Linked DNA regions of Homo sapiens: region 2 is linked to region 1. A link is a loop called in an ENCODE intact Hi-C map of the cell type or tissue named here. Cell type or tissue: HCT116. All regions are shown on one strand. Links, peaks and the distances in the headings refer to the core of each region. The heading gives the core; the rest is flanking DNA. Region 1 overlaps IFFO2 (intermediate filament family orphan 2). Region 2 overlaps MICOS10-NBL1 (MICOS10-NBL1 readthrough).

The links. A loop is a pair of places that touch in the nucleus more often than their neighbours do. Peaks named below come from ENCODE experiments on the same cell type or tissue, not always from the same donor. Only the 100,000 strongest peaks of a DNase experiment are listed, where the experiment ranks them.
Region 2: it touches region 1 in a loop (5-fold over the local background); 4 of 110 quality-filtered maps call a loop at or near these places.

The regions. Positions count from the first base shown.
Region 1 is chr1:18,904,994-18,910,327 of GRCh38, reverse strand. It overlaps IFFO2 (intermediate filament family orphan 2), which reads left to right. Exons shown (of 9, transcript NM_001136265.2): 9 at 1,662-5,334. The coding sequence ends at 1,767. Among named protein-coding and RNA genes, the nearest start is that of ALDH4A1, 5.1 kb to the right of the region's middle. In HCT116, for the core only: CTCF peaks have their summits at 2,982 (motif pointing left) and 3,188 (motif pointing left); a DNase peak (open chromatin) is centred at 3,207.
Region 2 is chr1:19,651,557-19,656,877 of GRCh38, reverse strand. MICOS10-NBL1 (MICOS10-NBL1 readthrough) reads right to left here. Exons shown (of 4, transcript NM_001204089.2): 2 at 1,678-1,866; 3 at 1,443-1,554; 4 at 1-12. The coding sequence starts at 1,847. It overlaps NBL1 (NBL1, DAN family BMP antagonist), which reads right to left. Exons shown (of 4, transcript NM_005380.8): 2 at 1,678-1,866; 3 at 1,443-1,554; 4 at 1-12. The coding sequence starts at 1,847. Among named protein-coding and RNA genes, the nearest start is that of NBL1, 9.9 kb to the right of the region's middle. RefSeq lists a silencer at 2,846-2,985. In HCT116, for the core only: a CTCF peak has its summit at 3,011 (motif pointing right); a DNase peak (open chromatin) is centred at 2,947.

The DNA.
Region 1 (5,334 bases), core at 335-5,334:
TCCCAGGGGATTCAGCTATGGCATCCTTGGAGGGGAATTCCCAAGGCTGCAACTCGGCCATGTGTCATGCTCCCAACCTGTCTCTCTGTCCGTCCATCTGTCCGTCCGTCCGTCCATCCATCCATCCATCCATCCATCCAGTGACTATTAGCACACCTATGTGCCAGATGCCTTACATATCTAACCTCATGCAAGTCCCACCACCACCCTGCCCTTTGTTGATTCAATAGATACTTGCCAAAGGCCTGCTCTGTGCAAGACGGTGGGGCCAGTAAGTATAGCCCCTGCCCTCAAGGAGCTTAAGCCCCATTTTCTGCTGAAATGGGGAGCAGAGGTGGACAGGGCATGCTCCCATTTGCTCACAGGAAGTGATTTCCCTTCCTTTCCCATCTGTTAGTCTGTTCTCATGGTGCTATAAAGAATTGCCTGAGGCTGGGCGTGGTGGCTCACACCTGTAATCCCAGCACTTTGGGAGGCTGAGGTGGGAGGATTGCTTGAGCCCAGGAGTTCACAGCTAGCTTGGGCAACATAGCAAGACCCCGTCTCAAAAAAAAAGAAATGCCTGAGACTGGGTAATTTATAAAGGAAAGAGGTTTCGTTGACTCACCGTTCCACATGGCTGAGGAGGCCTCAGGAAACTTATAGTCATGGCAGAAGGCACCTCTTCACAGGGCGGCAGGGGAGAGAATGAGTGCCTAGCAAAGGGGAAACCCCCCCTTATAAAACCATCAGATCTCGTGAGAACTAACTCCCTATCACAAGAACAGGATGGGGGAAACCGCCCCCACGATTCAATTATCTCTAACTGGTCCCTCTCATGACACGTGGGGATTATGGGAGCTACAATTCCAGATGCAATTTGGGTGGGAACACAGCCAAACCATAGCATCCTCTTCCAACCCAGGGCCTGTCCCCAGGAGACTGACAAGTGTCAGGCATGGCACATAAAGCAGAGCCCCTGCCTTCAAAGACACACAGCCTTATCGGGGGACAGCCACGCTGAGAATGAGCTAATATGAGGAGAATGCCTGCCACACAGCACAAATACGTTGTCACTGTTTTCCTCGTTTTGCTGCATTACTGTACGAGAGGGAGGGACAGCTCTGTGGGGGCCAGATCTGTGTGCAGGGCCGTAGCCTTGCCTTTCAGACCTTTAACTCCTCAAACCCCCAGAACCCAGTGTGGTTATCTCCATTATCCAGACAGAAGAGCAGACGCTCAGGCAGGTTAAACGGTTTGCCCAAGTTCCCCCACCCCCAGCTCATCCGAGATAGAATCAGAACTGCACCCCAGTGATGTTAACCATATCCCGCATGGCCTCCTTTTGAGCTCTGAGTCATTCAGGTTTTACTTAGCACCTACTATATGCCCAGACATGGGTTAGGTGCTTGGAGAGTAACAGCCAAACTTGATCCACGGTCCAGCTCCCAAGGGGCTTTCTTCCTAGAGAAGCCAACACAGCCAGACCAAGTAGGGGCTGGTGCAGGGGGTTACCTCGTGAGCTTAAAGGATCTTAAGGATAGCTGAGTGAGGCAGGAGCTCAGGACCAGGCCCCTCTGAGAGTAGATCTTATAGAAGTGGCAGCTCAGCCTTCCCACTCCTTGACCCTTCAGAGGCCCAGGGCTGCTCTCTGAATTTCCCCACTCTCTTGTGCTTCTCAGGAATTCACCGTCCCCCAGCTCCGTGGCCAGCAGCGACTCAGGAAGTACAGATGAGATCCAGGATGAGTTCGAGCGCGAGGCGGATGTGGAGCCCATGGTCAGCTGATGACTGAGGCCCTGCGAGCCTGGTGGTCTTGGTGATGGGGCCCTGCCACCTCTCCTCATGGGGCCAGGAAGGCCCCTCGGAGTGGGGTTCGAAGCCACACCACACAGACTTTCTCTGCCCTCCCTTCTCTGGAGGCCCTGAGGGACTGCTGCTTCCTTCCTTCCTTCCACACCACCAACGGGTGCCCCGTCTCCATCCCCCACCCACCCAAGGAATGGTGCTGTCAATTTCTATTGTTCTCCACATTACAAATGCAGACTTCTGTGCGGACTTTGCAGTGTTAACTGTGCCTTCTCCCTTAAGCTGAGCCACTTTGAGCTCCAAAGAATTATTCCTAGCAGGTGTTTTTATACAGAACTCTAAGCTGAGGGCCGGGCCAACCGGCCGTGGTGTAATGTGGTTTCTGCCGTCCGTCCCACCTGCTCCTCTGATTGGCCATGGGCTATGCCCTCCCTTCCTCCTGAGCCAGCCCAGACTCGGCCTGGAGCTTGGGGTGCTCTGCCAACCCCCAGGAAGGAGCCGCTTGCCTCTGTGAGCTTTCTAGGCCTGGGTAGGGACCACCCCAATTTTCTCACTCCCTGAAGGAGAGAAAGGTGGAAGGAAGGGAAGGAGGACACATTTTAATTTTTTGGGGGGATCGAGTGGCAAAGTTGAAGGGACAAGGCACTGTGAGGGGAAGGCAGAGCCTCACTGTGTTTAAACTACTATGCAAAAAACAAAACAAACAACAAAAGCAGCTTGCCTTATATCATTGTGGAAGGCAGGACCTCTCCTGGGCTCCTGGCTTCCCCCTGGAGCTGGGAGAGAGGCCGGGGTTAGGGTGATCTGTGTGGCAGCACTGACTGGGTAGTGTGGGTTTGGCCGAGGTTGGTCATGAGGCTGGGGTTCCCGCAAGGCACTGGCCTCCCTGACCGCTTGCTTCCTTCCGGACCTCTGGGTTCAGGGCGGGGGCGGAGGGATCCTTGATTTCCCTGATAACTTGATGTTCTTCCCTCCCTCGCCAGCCAACAATAGAGGCTTAGAGATCTGTAATTTCTCTGTGAGAAAGTCTGAAGGGGCCAGGCCTGGTCTCTGCTCCCTTCTACCCGCCTTGGGTTAGGACTGTCCGGCAGTTGCCTGCTTTTGGCTGCTGGCAGGAGAGAAGCAGGGTGGGCTGCTGGCAGTGCAGGAGCTGGAGTGAGGGCCATCCTCTTTCTGCTCCTCGACACACGCAAGCCGCTCTCAGCAGTTCCCTCGACTGGCCAGTCGGGGTATTGATCTGAGCCAGCATCCCCCAAGACTTGAATGGCTTGAGTGGGACTGCGTTGAAGGGCACTGTGTGGCCCCCTTCCAAATCTCAGCTTGGAGCCAGCTGAGCAGGCTTTGCTTTATTATTATTTTTTAAGCCTACTGCAGTGGGTCTGTTGCCAATTTTAATTTTTTATTGTCCCAGGAGCTCCCTCTAGTGGTCAAGGTAGCAAAATGTGCCCAAGGACTAGAACTTGGGTCCCTCTGCCTTGCCTGGAGGCAGAAGGAGGGGGCTCTGGGTTTGACTGGGATTGTGGTCCCCAGGGGTCCGTGGCCTTTAAGGCTCTTCTCTCTTTTCTGTTTCCCCCACCTGTGTTACAGTCTTAAAAATACTGTACATAAAAGATATATGTAGAGAGAGAGAGAGAGCGTGAGAATGTGTTAGTGACTATGTGTGATGTAATTTATCACGATTTGGTGGCCTTCGTCATGAGTTTTTTCCTTTGTTTTCTTTTGCTGGGGGCACCTCCCACGGGTCCCCTGTGGCAGTCTGGCTGTGACACTTCCATAGTCAGCATCTCTTGTTAGCCAAACAGTTCCCTTTGACAGGTACTTGGAGGGACAATGGTTTTGGAAGAGAGACGGCCCTTCTCTCTCCTCACTCACCCTTGTTCTAAAGGTTACAGGGTTCAAACATACCTGATTCTTGTTGTTATTGTTGTTGAATTTTTATTTTAACCAAAGGTTATCAGAGCCAGTTGGGCTTGGACCTCAGCTGCTAAAAAGATTTTCCGTTTCCTCGAGGGCAGGAAAACATCCACCCTCGTGGGTCTCCTCCGTCCAGGGCCGAGGGAGGCATTGGACAATGTGGTATGGGAGTTTCGTGGGCAGCGTGGAAGCCGGCCCTGGGTTGTTCCCCAAGGTGGTGGGAGGGTGACAGATATATCTTTAGACTTAAGACTGTAAGGCAGCAGTGTTAGCATGGGAGTAACTAAGGTTACTGTGGTTATCGGTGTCCGGCGGTATTATTTTTACTTTCCTCCTTGTATACATAGGTCATTTGTCTTTGAGGACTAGGGTACTCTAGGGAGTTTGAAAACTGCAGGAGCCAGAAAGAGATCCTGGCCTGAGAGTCCCTTCTGGCTGGCTTTTAATATCTGCTCTCCTCTTGGGAGTGAGGACTTGGGGCAGGTGGGTAGGAGAGGGAAAGCCAGAGTGTGATGGGCCTGCCTCCTGGGCTGGTTCCTGGGTCCGGCCTGCCTGCCTGCCTGCCTGCCTCTCCACCACATGCTTTTTTCAGTTAATGTCAGTGGGCCCTGCTTGTCCCCTCACCATGAGCCCACAGCTTGCCAAGAAAGACCCCAACGCTCGCTGGGGCAGCACCAGTCCTAGCTGGGACGAATTGGTCCATCCTTTGTAAAGCTGTAAATACTTAATTTTGACTTTCTATTTCTAAGCCCAGTGTCATATTGACACTGGTATTTTAGAATTTTCTCAGATGGGCTCTCCTGCGCTGCCCTCTGTCTCCTGTTTTTGGGGGTTTTATACAAACAGAGGATTGGGGAGGGATAGGAAGACTAGCATCCTTTTGGCTCCCTGGTTGGTTGTGAAATACACACACACACACACACACACACACACACACTCGCACTCCTCTGAGACTCCGAACAGAGAAAAAAATTATTGGCAAATCAACACATTTTTCTTTCTCGTCTTGAGAAAATGTCTTGAGGTCCCTGAAGGGCCAAATCCATCGTGGACTAACTCTGTGGGTAGAGCTCAGATGACCTAGGGAGAATTAAACCACTTAAGCTTGGAGTGGGAGGAGAGGGGGTGGGGTGGGGGAGAATATAAGATGTAACTTAAGCTAAATGTAATCTATTTATAAAGCAAGAGACTCTCATCTATTTTTATGAAAGGAAGGGTTTTTTAATCTAGGGTAGGCAGTTGTGGTAGCCCAGCATTTTCCTGTGGACGAGACATGGTGCATGTTGTTGCTGGATTGAATGGAACCCATTCCTGTCCCCCGGCCTCGTCTTCTGTCCTCACTTTTGGTCATCCACACCCATGAGCAGCTTCAGCAGAGTGTAGGTCCCACTTCACCCCATTCTCCTCTCCTCTGACCCCTCAGCTCCTTGGAAGTCTTGGGGTGGGGATCTGAGGGGGTGGGTGGGCTGCAGGAAATTCAGAAATGTGGTGGGTGGGGGAAGGGACAAGGCGCATTAGGGAGGGAACAAGCTGGGCTCTGGGGATAGGCTCTGATTAATTAGTTACTCTGACTCTGGTCTGCCGAGATCCATTTCCAACCCAGTTGCGTTGGGAGAGGGTTGGGAGGCAGCA
Region 2 (5,321 bases), core at 322-5,321, 750 kb before region 1:
CTCCAGCGTCACCTGCAGAGGGCAAGAGAGAAGCAGAGGCATGTTCCCAAAGGTCTGGGGCAGGCAAGGCAGCCCCTAGGGTAATACTTCCTCATGGGATCAAGAATCCCAGAGCCCACCTGTGATGCCCAGTTAGCTCTGGGGTCCCATGGGGAGGGGGAAATTGAACCCCTGCACAAGCCACCAGAGCTGTCTCCTCACATCCAGTCCTGCCACCTTCCCACCCATTCCCCACCAGCAGCCACCAGTGTGGCCTGCCCCTGCTAAAATCGCCCCCACCGCCGCGATCCCCCTGCACTTGGAGACAAACCCTGACCCCTCACTAAGGCCACCCAGGACCTTCAGGTGCCACCAGCTGGCTGGCCCCCCTACCCCTGACCCTGCACCACTCTTACCAATCCTGTGCTTGGGCTCTGCCTCAGGGACTCCGCACATGCTGTTCCCTTTGCCTGGAAGGTTCCCCCCACCCACCCCCCTATCCCCGCCGACTACCACATGCCCTAAACTGCGCCTTTGGGTCTGAGCTCAGACTTCACTTCCTCAAAAGAGCCCCACCCCAAAGCCCAGCCCAGCTGAGGCTCACCCTGCAGGAACCCCATCTACCTCCTACTCTGCCCCTATCATCACCCATCTAAGTACCTTTTTTCCTTCTCCCTCCCTTCCTCTCTTCCTTCCTCCCTTCCACAGAGCGCCTACCCTGTGCCAGCTCTGGGGACACAAAGACACATTTCCTTCAAGGAAATCAGAGTCTAGTGGGGGAAACAGATCTGTCAAAATCACCCGGATGCAGGTGGAAGACTGCAGGTGTGAAAGGTGCTTGAAGCGGAGGCATACTGTGCTCTGAGAGCCAACGGTACCAGGGTGTGCCCCAGTCAGGGGGCCTGGAAAGGGGCCCTGAGGAAACGCTGCTTGGGCCAAGGGCAGAAGAATGAATAGAAGTGAACTAGAGAAAGGGGACAGAGGTGGTGTTCCAAGCAGGGAAAAGAACAGGTGCAAGGGCCCTGGGGTAGAAGCGAACGGAGCAGGTGCGAGGCACTGAAAGAAGGTGGCTGTGTTAAGCGTCAAGCTACTAAGGAAGGCAGGAAGCAGGAGGAGGCTGGAAAGGCCACTGAGCCAGGCCATGCCAGGTTCTCGGGACAGGGCAAAGATTTTGGTCTCATCCTATAACAACAGGAAGCCCCTGAAAGGACTTCAGCCCATGAGAGACATCAGAATGGAACTTCGGGAACATCCCTGTCCTGTACAAGTTGGTGTCAGACTTCTGAGCCATCCTGTGGGGAGGCCCACATTTGTATCCCCAGCACAAGCCCTTCACCCTGCACACAGTGGGGCCTTTCTAAGGCCCTGTGGCCATCTGCTGGAATACAGGAGCCTGGGGAGAAAGGCCAAGGCTGGGGCAGGCTCCGGGCCGAGACTGGGTGGGGCAGGCAGGCAGTACTCACAATCTCCCACATGGACTGGGCTGGCATGCAGGAGTCACAGTGAACCAGGGACTCTGTGGACTGTGGGAAGGTGTTGGGGACGCTGTAGCTGAAGCACTGTCCTAGGCACGCCCTGTGGGAGGAGAGGTCACCATGCCTGTGTCACTGTTGGGGAGGCAGGGATGGGCAGCCCTGGTCCTCTTCCTCCCTCCTTGGACCCCTGTCCGCATCCCCCCACCCACCCCTTGGGTCCCACCTGTTCTGGATGGACTTGGCCTCACAGCCGCTGTGGCCCACGATCTGGGTGATGTTCTTGGCTTCGCACCAGGCACTCTTATCTGGGAACAGTGCCAGCTTGTTGATGGGTGGTGGGGCAGCCAGTAGCATGGCAGGGAGGACAGCCCCCACCAGGACCCGAAGCATCATGCCCGTGGCCTCCAGAGCCCTAGAACGGAGCACAGGTGCCAGGTGAGGCACAGCAAGGTGCAGGGGGCCGGGTAGTGGTGTTACAGCATGGACTCTGGCATCCGACTCCTTGGCGCAACCCCAGCTCTCCCACTTACTAACCAAGTGCAACTTTGGACAAGTTATTTCTCCCCTCTGAATCTCACAATTGGAGCTGGGAGTGGTACCTACATCAGATGGGTATCTGGAAGGTCAGATGAGATATTAAATGAGCCTAGCAGATAATACACATTCCATATGTGTTGGTTGGTTTTACAACTTCCTAAATTGCCTTGAGCAAGTTACTTTTTATCTCGGTGCCTCGGTTTCTTCATCTAAAAAGGGGAGATGGTGCCACTGCCTGGCACAGGATTGCGATTACGAAGTGTTCAAGCACATGTCAAGTGCTGAACAATTACTACCTCCTTTCTCCCTTTGATGCTGTGAGTCACCCAGGAAAATACACAAAAAGCTGTCCACACAGCCCTGGAGGGGCTGGCCACACACCATGTCTCCTTGAAAGCTACTGCAACCATTGTCAGGATTCTGATGTTTGAAAAGTTAGCCTTAACCTTCACGTTGCTGTGATTTCTTTTTGGTTTTGTTTTTTGAGAAAAGATCTCACTCGGTCACCCACGCTGGAGTGCAGTGGCATGATCACGGCTCACTGAAGCCTCGACTTCCCTGGGCTCAGGTGATCCTCCCACCTCAGCCTCCCGAGTTGCTGGGACTACAGGCGTCCGCCACCACACCTGGCTAATTTCTGTAAAGACCAGGTTTCGCCGTGTTGCCCAGGCTGGTCTCAAACTCCTGGGGCTCAAGCGATCTTCCTGCTTCAGCATTCCAAAGTGCTGGGATTACAGGCGTGAGCCACCGCACCTGGCCTGCAGTGAATTCCTGGGCCACCTTGGCTGGCCAGACCTCAGGCAAAAAAACTGACCCTGAACCAGACAGTATTGTTCTCTAAGATGCCTCACCAGAAACTCGAATCCACAAGGGCTCTACACAGATCACTGTCCCCAGCCCCATTCTAACACGTGAGTCAAGCGGGAGCCAATCAAAGCTAAGCACTTGGCCATTTGCAAATTCCCCTGCTATAGGATGGAGTGAGATACTAAAACAATACCAGGATCTGCCAAAAGGTGGCGCTGCAGGGCAGTCTGTGTCAAAGGATTCCGCTTTCAGGAGACTCGCCCCAGGTAAGTTTCACCCATGCCCCCCAGTGCAAAAAGCACGGGAGAGGGAGGCTTCAGAGATGAGGGCAGTGCCTTCTTCAAGGAGGCCCCCAAACCCTCGGAGGACGGCACAGCCGAGAAAGGGCATGGGTCCACGTGTGCTGGGTGACCGGGACACTCAGACCTGTTTCCCCACCACCTGTAAAATGAGTGCAGTGAGCCAGGCCAGTGGTTCCCAAACCTGAAATTTGATCAGAATTCCCTAGGAACTTGTGGAGTAAAAGTTCTAGGGTGGGTAGGAGTCTGCGTTTTGATCAGGCTTCCTAGGCAGCTATGCGCTCAGTCAGGGATTCTTTACCTTGGGACAGTCCCTAGAGGGGCCTGGATGAGGCTAAATCAGGAGGAAGAGGGGACAAGTCCTGGTCCCAGTGGCCCCACAGAAGCCCAGCACCAGGAGTCAGGTGGCTTGGGACTGGGCATCCCATTTAGGACAATCCTACCATGGGCCATGGAGATGGCAAAGCCAGGTACTTTTTTTTTTTTTTTTTTTTTGAGACGGAGTCTCGCTCTGTTGCCCAGGCTGGAGTGCAGTGGCACGATCTCTGCTCACTGCAAGCTCCGCCTCCTGGGTTCACGCCTTCTCCTGCCTCAGCCTCCCGTGTAGCTGGGACTGCAGGCGCCCACCACCATGCCCCACTAATTTTTTGTATTTTCAGTAGAGACGGGGTTTCACCGTGTTAGCCAGGATGGTCTCGATCTCCTGACCTCGTGATCCGCCCGCCTCAGCCTCCCAAAGTGCTGGGATTACAGGTGTGAGCCACTGCGCCCGGCCTTACTTATCTATTTTTTTGAGACAGAGTCTCACTCTGTCGCCCAGGCTGGAGTGTCATGGCATGATCTTGGCTCACTGCAACCTCCGCCTCCCGGGTTCAAGTGATTCTCCTGCCTCAGCCTCCAGAATAGCTGGAATTACAGGCATTCGCCACCACACCTGGCTGATTTTTGTATTTTTAGTAGAGATGGGGTTTCACCAGGTTGGCCAGGCTGGTCTCAAACTCCTGACCTCAAGTGATCTGCCCACCTCGGCCTCCCAAGGTGCTGGGATTACAGGTGTGAGCCACTGCACCCAGCCCAGAGCCAAGTACTTTATAAAGTGTCTGGGGAGCACGGGTCTAGAGGTGGGCTGGCTGAGTGGGGCTCCTGCAGGGCTGTGAACCCCTCCAAGCACTCCGCTCCCCATCCAGCAAGTTCCCCCAGCTCCTGCCCCTCTCCTGCAGGTCTCCATCTCAGGGGACCCCAATGCCGGGATAAGCCCCACTCCCAGCCCACTGGGGAGGAAGGGCAGCTGGAAGTGAGGTCGGACAGGCTGCCCCCCCGCCGCCTCCCAAATGAGTTCCTGTCACGATCCAGGCCCTCACCCACGCATTTCCGGTCTTGCTGACAAAGCCCATGTTTCCAGTACAACCACATCCTAACAAAATAGAATGGATTCCTCCCTAACTGGCAACCCAGTGAATTTTTCAACAAGCCTGGCATGCAGGCGGCTTCCTCACTCCTGAGTCAGGTCTGCCCACAGCACACCTGAAGGGTCCTGGAGGTCCATTTAAGGCCAGGGCTCCCTGGGCTGGACTGGCCCCCTAGACCCTTAGGAGAGGTCCAGGGACTCTTGTCCTCCTATATCTGACCCCATCTTGCTTCCTCAGGAACAACAGGTCACAGGGGGCCAGGGAGGTGACTGGGGCAGAAAGTGATGTGGATTTGGAATTGAGACTGGGGTTGTAATGCAAGTAGCCTGGGCCAGGCATGGTGGCTCACACCTGTAATTCTAGCACTTTGGGAGGCCAAAGCGGGAGGACCACTTGAACTCAGGAGTCCAAGACTAGCCTGGGAAGCAAAGTGAGACTTGGTCTCAAAATAAAATAAAATAAAATAAAATATTTTTTTATTATCACACTGTGATAACACATTTTTTATTATCACATTATGCATTGTGATGTGCACCTGTAGTCCAGCTATGTGGGAAGCTGAGGCGGGAGGATGGCTTGAGACCAGGCTTGGGGCTGCAGTGAGCCATGATTGCGTCCCTGCACTCCAGACTGGGTGACAGAGCAAGAACCTGTCAAAAAGGAAAGGGAAAAAAAGGACAGGAAAGAAAAGAGGGAGGGAGGCAGGGAGGGAGGGACAGAGGGAGGGAGGGAGGCTGGGGTGAGCACTTGGAGTTGGAATTAGGAGAGGTCACAACCGAGGCTGTGGGTCACAACTAGGCTGAAGCCGAGTGTTG